Regions from separate parts of the Homo sapiens genome. Here all the other regions are linked to region 1. A link is a contact called in ENCODE Hi-C or POLR2A ChIA-PET data. All regions are on one chromosome and are shown on one strand. Each heading gives the region's core, a stretch centred on a gene start or an enhancer-like site at or near the end of the contact. The rest is flanking DNA. Distances are from core to core; before and after follow the strand shown. Region 1 overlaps FUT8 (fucosyltransferase 8). Region 2 holds the start of LINC02324 (long intergenic non-protein coding RNA 2324). Region 3 has its middle 22 kb from the start of LINC02324.

Region 1 (3,620 bases), core at 817-3,316:
TTTGAGTCCAACAAAACACAACATGGAAAGTGAAGACTATACACCATAAAAGTGAATAATTCAAACACATCCATACCATCTTTTTCAATCTTTACCAATTCATAATTCTCTGAAACTAGAAAATATTTCTTACAAGTTGGAGGAACCTTATTTTCTTGGTAATATAAGTATACTGACTCCAAAACCTAAAATGAGAAGGAAAAGTACAAGGAACAGAGTTTAATCCAAGCTTGGATGATCAGCCACCATGGCCCCAGGAATGAAGAAAAAAAGAAAATCTTCCCAACAATCATCAAAACAGCCCACACCAAAAGTTCAAGTTACTTTCTGAGTAACTCCTTAACATTCTTTTCTTTAACACTAAGAAAATATATTAGCCAGGCACGGTGGCTGACTCCTGTAATCCCAGCACTTTGGGAGGCTGAGGTGGGGAACTGCTTGAGCACAGGAGTTCAAGATCAGCCTGGGCAACATGGCAAAACTCCATCTCTACAAAAAATGCAAAAAATTAGCCAGGCATGGTGGTGTGCACCTGCAATCGCAGCAACTCAGGAGGCTGATGTGGGAGAATCACCTGAGCCAAGGAGGTCAAGGCTGCAGTGAGCCGTGACTGCGCCAGTGCACTCCAGCCTGGGCAATAGAGTGAGGCCCTGTCTCAAAAAAATTAATAAAGAAAGATAAAAAATTCTCCTACTCTTTTAATTGACTAGAATAGAAATGTGAATAGAAATATGATAGAGGTATATCTTTTTATTATTGTAATTATGTCTATTTAATTTCTATATTCTGTCTGTTTTAACACATTTTATTTCAGGTATTGCTGGAGTGTTACTGCTAATTCTATATTCTAATGTATCTTCTAAAATTAATTAAATACATTACCATTGTTACAACATGTAGTGAGAGTCTCTGAATTGCCCAAATATCCACTATGAAAACACTTAGTACAATTTGTGTGTGATGGAAGGGCTACATACAGGAAGATCCTTAAGTTAAGTGGTGAGACAATCCTATCTCCCCCTGGTATATGGTTTTGAATTTCTTCCATATGGAATTAATAAAAATCCGTCCTTTCTCCTACTTCAGTAACTTTTGTCCAGATCTAAAAACATTGGTTCAACCTGTATTTATACTTATCATCAATATGTAGTCATTGTTCATTTGTAACTTCAAAGAACAAGCACATACATGACCACAGGGGGTTTTGGTAGTACCAAAGAATTTTTCAGTGCCCACAATATCTCTGTGCAGTAATTATTACATACTTTCAACATGATTCAAACAAAGAATTCAAATACGATACTACAGTGACCTATTTAAAACGCAAAGAAAATTCAATAGCACATGATTCACTTACACCTAGAATTCTAACACCATGCTCCACCTCACAGTACTATTACCATTCTCTAGTAAGAATTTTTCTAAAATCTCTTGACCACAAGAATGACATGACAGACAAACGTGGGCAATGAAGGGGGAAGGGGAACCACATTCTCATATTCACTTCAGGAAAGGTTATTTCATTTTATGAACTCAGCCTGAGAGTGCAGCATTTTTCTAACTTTAAGTGACCTGAAGAATGCTCTTCTTCCAAATACACTATTCAAGTTGAAAAACAAAATGGTAAGTCAGAGAGATCAGGGCAAACATCATGTTTACCTAATGTCTTCATTAATTAGCTTCACCCAAATAAACAAATTAATTTACGCAAGCTACATTCACAAGTTAGAGCCTATCTGATTAGCACTTAAAGCATTTTCTATTCCCTTTTTGTGACTCCAACAAGACTAATATTAATACAGTATGTAGCAGCCACTCAACATTATAAAACTTCAGAATGTGAGAACTAGAAATGTCTTAAAGATCATTTGGTTTACTCTTCTCTTCCTCAGGCCTCAAATTTTATCTATGAGGAAATTGAAACAAACCCAATAGTCCCACAGACTGTTCTTTTGGCACAAAAAGTATCAAAGAACTGAAACCAGATCACCCTACCAGATGCCAGACCCCTCATTCACCATTATTGCTTCCTCGCCCCTCCTCCCAAGTTCCTGTTTTCTTACACATTGTTAAAATCTATGTCTTCCCTGCTATATAAACCCTGGTTTTAGTCAGTCAGGGAGATGGAATTGAGACCAAGCTCCCATCTTCTCAGCTGCCGCCCCTGATTAAAGCCTTCTTCCTTGGCAATACTCATTGTCTCAGTGATTGGCTTTCTATGCAGCAAGCAGCAGGACCTAGACTGAACTCCTGGTGTATCAGTAACAAACTAATAGCTAAAGAAGACAGTAACTTTCTTAAGCTAGTTATTAACAGAGCAGAACTAAGGTACTCTGACTTCCAGACTGGTTTTCTTTCTACTATACCATGCTGTTGTCAAGAACTCTGAAGAACCTAAGATTTTACCCTACATGCAAGCTAACATCAGTCTGCCATAGTTTCATGGACACTGAGAGCAAACACTGTACCTACATACAGTTTGGGCACTGAAGACTGAAACTACATGTCCCCTATACTGAGTTAAATAAGTGTCCTCCCAAAATGTGTAACGGCTAGAAATAGGGTCTATGCAGATATAATCAAGTTGATATAATGTCATTCTGGATTAGGATGGACCCTAATACATGACTGGAATCCTTATAAGAAGGACATTTGAACACAAACACACACAGAGGGAAGATGTCATGTGAATACTGAGGTAGAGATTGGAGTTATGCTACCAAAAGTCAAGAAATACCAAGGATTTCTGGCATCCACCATAAGCTAAAAGAAGAAGGAAAGGATTCTTACCTAGAGCCTTCGGAGAGAGTGTGGCCCTGCCAACACCTTGATTTCAGACTGCTAACCTCCAAAACTGAAAGAATAAATTTCTGCTATATTAAGCCACCCAGTTTACAGTGCTTTGTTATAGCAGCCCTAGAAAACTAATACACACACACACAGCTTTCTAGGTACATTAACATGACTTTACCAGTCCACTGTCTTAATTAGCATAACTGCTATTCTAGGAGACAGCAGAAATATAATGTGATTGTTCATTACAGACCTTCTGGAAAGACCCATCAACTCTTCGGCAGTTTTCAAAATCTTACTGTTTCCACCAAACCTAAACTGTTTTATCATGATACCTACCCAATCCTAATCAAGCCTCATCGCCACCACTGAAAGATCCAACTTAAAACAAACTTCAAATTCTCAAATTTTGACCTCTCTAAGACCCTACCAAAGATTTTTTTAGGTGTTCTCCCTTACCACAATAAGCAATGAACTCAGCTTTGTTTTATCAATAGGATGTGTTAGTAGTGTAGCTGGTAAGCTAGCATCAGATAATCCTGGCAGAAGTTATGACACTCCTAGATCAGAAACAAAGAACAGTTTACTACTCACAACAATAGCATAGACAGAGTACCATATTTTTTACTGATTCCTCAAGCTCTAATTCCTAAAGGCCAATGAAAGGAAAACCAAGTGCACATACTGTGGGTTGCATTACAGGACAAGAAAACCTGAGCTTAATGAAACTCCAATCTTTAAAAGGAGCTACAAGCAAATATGCCCAACCTTTTTCCCTAGAGAGATTATCTTAATTATCCTGGACAGCAAAGAAATGTGCCATCTGT
Region 2 (3,620 bases), core at 326-2,825, 240 kb after region 1:
AACAACCTTTTTTTTTTTTTTTTTTTTTTGAGACAGGATCTCACTCTGTTACTCACACTGAGTGCTGTGGAACAATCATGGCTCACTGCAGCATCAACTTCCGGGGCTCAAGCAATTCTCCTGCCTCAGCTTCCGGAGTAGCTGGGACTACAGACACACACCACCACACCCTACTAATTTTTTATTATTTGTAGAGATGAAATCTCACTATGTTTTCCAGGCTGGTCTCAAACTCCAGGACTCTAGTGATCCTCTCTCATCGGTCACCCAAAGTGCTGGAATTAGAGGTGTGAACCACTGTGCTCGGCCCCAGTAATTCTTACATTACCTTCTCTGTTCAAATAACAGATGGTGTTTTCTGTCCCCTGAGTGAGACACATCTCAATGAAAAAAAAAATGGAGAATTACAGTATCCCAGAGGACTTGCTGGGGTAAAGAATTAGTGAGGCCTCTAGCGAGGAAAGACTGGAGTAGTTGCTTAACGTTTTTTTTAAATTATTTATTTATTTATTTACTTATGTATTCATTTATTTCGGGATAGGGTCTCACTTTGTTGCCCAGGCTGTAGTGCAGTGTTGTCAACCCTGCTCACTGCAGACTCAAGCAGTCCTTTCACCTCAGCCTCCCAAGTAGCTGAGACTACAGGCATGTGCCACCAAGCTCAGCTAATTTTTGTATTTTTTGCAGGGACAAGTTTTTGCCGTGTTGCCCAGGCTGGTCTCAATCTCCTGAGCTTAAGTGACCCTCCTACCTCAGCCACCCAAAGTGCTAGGATTACAGGCGTGAGCCACTGTGCCTGTCCCGGTTTTTGAATCACAGAGCCCTTGGAGAAAGAGATGGAACAAAGGACTTTCTCTCTAGGAAATGTAAATGTCTATCGGCACATTGCCTACCTGCAACCCTTGCACTCAGTTACTCAATTTTAAGCGTTGGTGGACCCCAAAGCCCAGGTACTGATTCTTGTGGTAGAATGTTGGCTAGGTTGAGTCTCCATGTTGGAGGAAATCTAGTGGGCTCTCAGAGGCTGTTGCCTAAACCTAGGAAAAGTCGAACAAAAGATCTGTCAGTCCGGGGTTGCCAAGGAGCTGTCCTAGATTTTCAGACTCCCTGAATTTGAGTTAAATATCCTGACTGTAGACCTGCCAACCACCCTGGACTTGTAATTGCTCTTGCATCTGAGGCCTTAACAATGTGTCATATTCAACAACAACTATTTTACTCATGGGGGCCCCGCCAACAAGAATGAGCCTTCTGAAGCAGAGCCCTGTTTTCTAGGCCATCCTCCCCCAGAGGCCCCTGGCTGGCCCCAGGAGGCCCCAACCTTCTCTCCCAGTCCTTCAGTGCCACGTAGAGTGTAGTCCTCCTGGACAGAAAGGCGCGTCGCCATCTCCTGGCCGGCACTATTACTGCACGTCCATTTTCTAGAAAATTCCTGGCATCTGGGTTCTATGTAAACGTAAGAACTTTTCCTTTACTGTGAGTTAGCAATCCGGATGTGTTTTGTGGAAGATTATGCCCTAAGCCCTTAGAAGGGAGGACACTGAGTTTGGGAAAAGTCACTACCTCTGGGCTTCATTTTTTGCCCTAAGGCAATGAGGTTATCCTGATGCTGAGGAATCTATGGCAAATTTTCCTTTCTCCCTCAAACTATCCTGTCAACCTTTTCATATTAGAAGGCAGAGAATGGAAAATACACATACACAGTAAGTACCTGCTACATATCTTTATAGAGCTGTCCTATGTATATTTGTTTTTTGGTTCCATGTTGATCTTTTCTTATTAATTATTTTTTGTAGATACAGGGTCACTATGTTGTCCAGGCTGGTCTCAAACTCCTGAGCTCAAGCAATCTTCCCGTCTCGGCCTCCCAAAGTGCTGGGATTACAGGCGTGAGCCACTGTGCCCAGCCTCCATCTTGATCTTTTAAGTTATTTAGACATTGCTCAAGATATAAGACTGATTTTTCTCTCTATTGATTGAAAAAGGCTTTACTGTTTTATTCATTTATTCCACAAAAGGATTTATTCAATCAACTCAAAAATTGTTATGCACCAGGCACTTTTGAAGTACTAGGGATACAGCAATAAGCAAAACAGACACAAGCCATTCCCTCATGGAGCTTCTTCCCTAGTGGAGGAGATAGGCAATAAATAAAATGTGCAGCGTGTTGGCTGAAAGAGGATGTGGGCCAAGAGAAGATTTTTTGTCTATCTGTTTTGTTTTTTAAGATAGGAGAAATTACAGCACATTTGTCTGCAGAGGGGAATGATCCAGGAAAGTGGGAGAAATGATGATGCACAAGAGAGGAGGGACCGGTGGAGAGATGCCTCGAGGAGGTGAGGGGAGGTGGCATCTAGTGCACAAGTGGAGTGGGTGATGCAAATATTTATCAAGCCCCTGGCAGGTGTCAGAACCAGGGCTATGTGCCGGAGATCCAGCAGTGAAGAAAATGGACAGTAGCCCTGCCTTCTTGTAGATTTCACCCTAATTAGGAAGATGGACAATAAAAAGCAAACTAGGCTGGGTGCAGTGACTCATGCCTATAATCTCGGCACTTTGGGAGGCCAAAGTGGGCAGATCGCTTGAGGCCAGGAGTTCAAGACCAGCCTGGCCAACATGGCGAAACCCCATCCCTACTAAAAATACAAAAATTAGCTGGGCATGGTGGTGTGTGCCTGTAATTCCAGCTACTTGGGAGGCTGAGGCCTGAGAATCACTTCAACCTGGGAGGCGGAGGTTGCAGTGAGCTGAGAATGCGCCACTGCCCTCCAGCCTGGGTGACAGAGCAAGACTCCATCTCAAACAAACAAACAAAAAAACAAACTAATAAATGAGGCATAGTACTCATGGCTTGGGGTATGTGCTATGACAGAAACACAATAGACATGGAAATCCTCTTCGAGAAGTGTCATTTAGACTGAGTTTTAAAGTATAACAAGGAGATGTCCATGTGCAGAGCCCGAGGAAAGAGGATTTCAAGCAGAAAGAATAACAAGTACAAGACCCTGGGCAGGAAGAGCTTGGCCCATTTGCGCACCTGATTGGAGGTGGGGCTGCTGGAGGGTAGTTAGCAAGGAGGGTGAAGCATGAGATGGGGTTACAGAGGTTGACCAGTAATAGATTTTAACAGTCAATAAATTTTATGAGCAAATTTGTAGATAACTCAAGGCTAGGAAGGACAGCTCGCACTGTTAAATGGCAAAATCAGAATTTAAAAAAAAAATTGCATTGATGGCATGTAACAAATCTCAATGTCAAATCTTGCATTTGGGCTCAAAAAACTCAGTTGCAAGAAAACAGTAAAAGGAAGATCAAATACACCACCAGTTGGTATGAAAAGTGTTCTGGGTTTTCCAGAAAGCAAAGCCTAAAACAGGCCTAAATTGCAAACTCTTTCCTGAGCAATGTGACTGAAGGAGCAGAAGTGAGAGAGTGGAGAGGCAAAGAGAAGAAAAAAGAACCAATACAGAGCTGTGGTGTTGAGGCAGCCTCGTCCGCAGGCTCCTGCTGGTCCAATCTCAGGGGCCCGTGGAGGAGCTCAAAAGGTGCCTCAGTGCCAACCAGAGAGCAAAGAGAGGGACTAGCATTTCTCCCTTGCTTCACACACCGCACACCAAAGG
Region 3 (3,620 bases), core at 307-2,806, 220 kb after region 1:
TGGGGTGGGCATCAAATGTCTTATTGCCTGTGAAGTAGAGGTTTGGGGAAAGTAGAGAACAAGTACCTCCTGCTCTCCCATGCATAACCCATAGAGAAATAACAATTTCCCCGGAATTTCGAGTCCATACCTCCACCTCTCTGCTGGTGTGCCAAGCCTGTCCAGCTTCTTTCCTGTCACAAAAGAGAAGGGTCCCTCCACATTTTAGGGCTAACTCATCCACCACACATTTGATCTCATCTCCCTCTGGCTTCTCTGTTTCTTCTTCCTCCAACCATTTTTTCTTTTTTTTTCGAGATGGAGTTTCACTCTTGTTGCCCAGGCTGGAGTGCAATGATGTGATCTCGGCTCATTGAAACCTCCACCTCCCGAATTCAAGTGATTCTCCTGCTTCAGCCTCCCAAGTAGCAGGGATTACAGGCACCGGCCACCACGCCCAGCTAATTTTTGTATTTTTAGTAGAGATAGGGCTTCACCATGTTGGCCAGGCTGGTCTGGAACTCCTGACCTCGGGTGATCCACCCGCCTCAGCCTCCCAAAGTGGTGGGATTACAGGCGTGAGCCACTGTGCCCGGCCTCTTCCTCCAACATTTCAAACCCTCCCTCTCCTGCCCCATGTCCAAGCCTAGCTGCACTTCTTTTAAAAATCCTGAATTAAGCTCAGATGACCCTTAGCACTCCCTCTACTCCTGCTTTCCCCTTCCAGAATTCTCTCCAGTTATATATAACTGCTGACTTCACTCCTCACATATCTGCTCATTTCTCAGATCCTGACAGTAGAGGGTCCAACCTCTATCACTTTCCAGAAACTTCAGATATTATGAATAATCCCCAACTGACCAGCCCTATGCCTCATCAGTCCTCATGTTCTTCGCTCCATGATACTGGGCCTGTGTTGCCTTCCCTGTCTCTGGATGGACCCCTCTTTCCCATTGACTCCCGTTTCACTGCTCTGCTACTGCTTTTCCTTACTCCATAGCCATTCCCCATCATTGCTTGGTGGCCTCAAGGAAAGTCTGGAGGACACCAGATAGAAACACCCCAACTTCTCACCTGCAAACCTGGAAATTCATCGTAACCGGCATTTCATTTTTCTGGTTAAAATGGAACTTGTCTCTTTACTGACTTGAGCCCATTCCTCCATCTTGAAGGAAATCTCATCTCCTCCCATCTCCTCACCTCTCTCTAACAATTATCCTGTCATCTTGTTGAGTCTTTAATCTCCTCTCTGCTGTTCTTTCTCAAAATCATGAAAAAATCCATAAGTCTCCATCTCTTAAAAAAAATACTCTTGTTTTCACTGCCTTTTATACCTAATTCACAGTCAAACTTCCTGAAAGGGTCATGTATACTTCTTATCTCCCCTTACACCCTTCCTTGTCACTCCTCTGTCCTCTGAAAACAGTCTCCTCAAGATTACTAATGACCTCCGTGTTGTCCAAATCTCTTGGACTTTTGTTGCCCCTTTGAGTTACTCTCAACAGCTTTGACATTATTCACCACTTCCTGCCTCTCCTCGCCCAGCTCCTCCTCCTGCCCTGACTGCTTCCTCTCTGTGTCCCTGACATGCCCCTCTCTCTCCCTCTCTCTTTTCTCTCCCTCTCTCTCCTCCCTGTCTCTCTCTCTCCCTCCTTCTGTCTCTCTTTCTCCTGTGCAGCAGTGACACTCCCTGTGCTCCTTGGCTTTCTGGCTTGGGCCTTCTTCTTCCCTCACTTTCCCCGAGTGATCTCATCCACTCCTTCACTCCACAAATATTTACTGAGCACACACCACGAATCAGGCAAGGTTCTAAGCCCTGAGGTATCACAATGAAGAAGACAAAGTCCCGGATGTTATAGAGTTCACATTTACCAAGGTGTCAATTCTGTCTGGATGCCCGTGACACCGAGCTGTCTCCAGCCCAGATCTTTCTCTCCTGTCTGCTTAACACCTCTACTTGGACATCCCACAAAAAACGGGACTTGTCCAGAGGTAAAGTTTTCATCCTTACTGCCTTCCGGACCAGCTTATCTTCCTATCTCGATTACCCAAACCAGGAGCTGCTCTTTGCATTCATTTGTCATCTTTGATTCTTCACTTTCATTCTCCCCTTCAATCCAGCCTGTAACGAAGTCCTGTCAATTCTACCTCCCAATCCTCCTAAATGCCTCTAGAATCCATCCACTGCTCTTTACGCCCAACACTATTACTCTGACTTAGAGCCATATCCCCTCTTCCCTGGTTCCCACCAGGTGACCCTCTGGTCTTATTCTCTCCCATGCCACACCCTTCAATACATTGTCCGCACTGCAGTCGGAGTCATTGTCTAATGTACCTACAGAACTGATCTCACGACCTCCCTGCTTAAAATTCTTCATTGCCTTTAAAATTAAAGCCAAACCTCTTATCATGGCCCCTGCCTACTTCTCAGTCCTCTCCCCCACCACCCACCTCACTCTCACACACTTTACTGTGTGTGTCTCCTGACACACACAGTAAACTTTTTTTTTCAGTGCCCTGGATGTGCCACATTCCCTCACAACTCCGAACCTTGAAAGTGCTGTTCCTTCAGCTTGGAAGTCTTCCTCACTCCTGACCCGCACCACCTCACCTGGCTAACTCCTATTTACATCAGGCTCAGCTCAGAGGTAACCTCTAGAGCACTTTCCATTAAGGCTGTCGTCTGTGGCAATTGCCCTCCTATGTACTTCCATGTCATCTTGTATTATCCACTCTATTATGATCATCTGATTTCACTGTTTATTTTCTGCGTTCCTCTTCCATGAGACTGTATGCCACAGGAAGGCAGGAACAAAGTCCACATCACTCATACTGTGTCATTGTGTTTCCAGTCTTCAGAAAATACCAATCAAGAAATAACTGTCAAAAATGAATAGTTTCTTGCCTCCCTCCTCCTGCCCTCTAAGTGCAGACATTGCTTAAGATTCATGTTTTCCAGCTTTGCTCGATTTCCTTCTTTATATTTCATGGATTCCTATTACTTCAGTGATTGGATATGTGTGAAGAAATCTCCAATCTACCCCCAAGCTAGATAGCTCTCAGCTCCCAGACTGCATTTCCAATCTCATGCTAGACATTCATGCTTGTAGGTTTTTCCATCATCTCAGATAAAAGATATAAAACATTAAAAGCATGCAAAGGATATATGTGTAAGGATGTGCAATGCAACATTGTCTATAATATAGAAAAATTGGAAACAATCCAAATGCCCATCAAAAGAGAATTGGGTAAATAAACTGTGTACCACTGTGCAGACTAGAAAGATTTATATATTGATGTGAAAAGATGTCCATGATATACCGTTCAGTAAAAAAGCAGCTTCATCTGTGTAAATACATACAGTGCTCTTTTGAATAATTTTCCCTTCCTTTGATCCCAAAGTCAATGATACTCATTTGTATGTTGAACAATGAATTTTATAATGCACACTTCAAATGAATGTATAAGGGAATTGAAAAAAGTACTAGGTATTATCTATTAAGAGACTCCTGTTAACCACACACACAAAAACAGGTTTCAGAACTATAGAGTTTAATTTTATTCAATCATTCAACATGCATTTATTAAGCACCTATTATGTGCCAGTTTCTGTTCCAGGTACTGGGGATATGCAGAGAGCA

What was found. A loop is a pair of places that touch in the nucleus more often than their neighbours do. ChIA-PET counts read pairs that join two places held with the same protein, here RNA polymerase II (POLR2A). Pooled maps may share reads with other maps.
Region 2: a loop to region 1 is called in a pooled map, with 2.8 times the contacts of the local background. The contact joins the promoter of LINC02324 here to the enhancer-like site in region 1. A Hi-C loop is called at or near these places in 2 of 168 maps with a recorded cell type or tissue (GM12878 and breast epithelium), 8 of 37 single-sample maps with no recorded cell type and 9 of 50 pooled maps. POLR2A ChIA-PET finds 5 or more read pairs at or near these places in 3 of 52 experiments (activated B cell, activated CD8-positive, alpha-beta memory T cell and activated T-cell).
Region 3: a pooled map shows a loop between it and region 1 (2.1-fold over the local background). The contact joins two enhancer-like sites. A Hi-C loop is called at or near these places in 1 of 50 pooled maps. POLR2A ChIA-PET finds 5 or more read pairs at or near these places in 3 of 52 experiments (activated CD4-positive, alpha-beta T cell, activated T-cell and endothelial cell of umbilical vein).

What each region holds. Positions count from the first base shown.
Region 1 is chr14:65,460,322-65,463,941 of GRCh38, reverse strand. The region is part of intron 2 of FUT8 (fucosyltransferase 8); the gene reads right to left. Among named protein-coding and RNA genes, the nearest start is that of MIR625, 9.0 kb to the left of the region's middle. RefSeq lists enhancers at 1-163, 1,888-1,937. Within about 2 kb of position 2,066, at least 4 of the 41 ENCODE cell types and tissues checked have a DNase peak (open chromatin) inside an H3K27ac peak, as active enhancers do; they include GM12878, where a contact is called at or near this core.
Region 2 is chr14:65,220,302-65,223,921 of GRCh38, reverse strand. LINC02324 (long intergenic non-protein coding RNA 2324) reads left to right here and starts at 1,575. Exons shown (of 4, transcript NR_103769.1): 1 at 1,575-1,703. RefSeq lists an enhancer at 1,103-1,242.
Region 3 is chr14:65,242,072-65,245,691 of GRCh38, reverse strand. No RefSeq gene overlaps it. Among named protein-coding and RNA genes, the nearest start is that of LINC02324, 22 kb to the right of the region's middle. Within about 2 kb of position 1,556, at least 5 of the 41 ENCODE cell types and tissues checked have a DNase peak (open chromatin) inside an H3K27ac peak, as active enhancers do.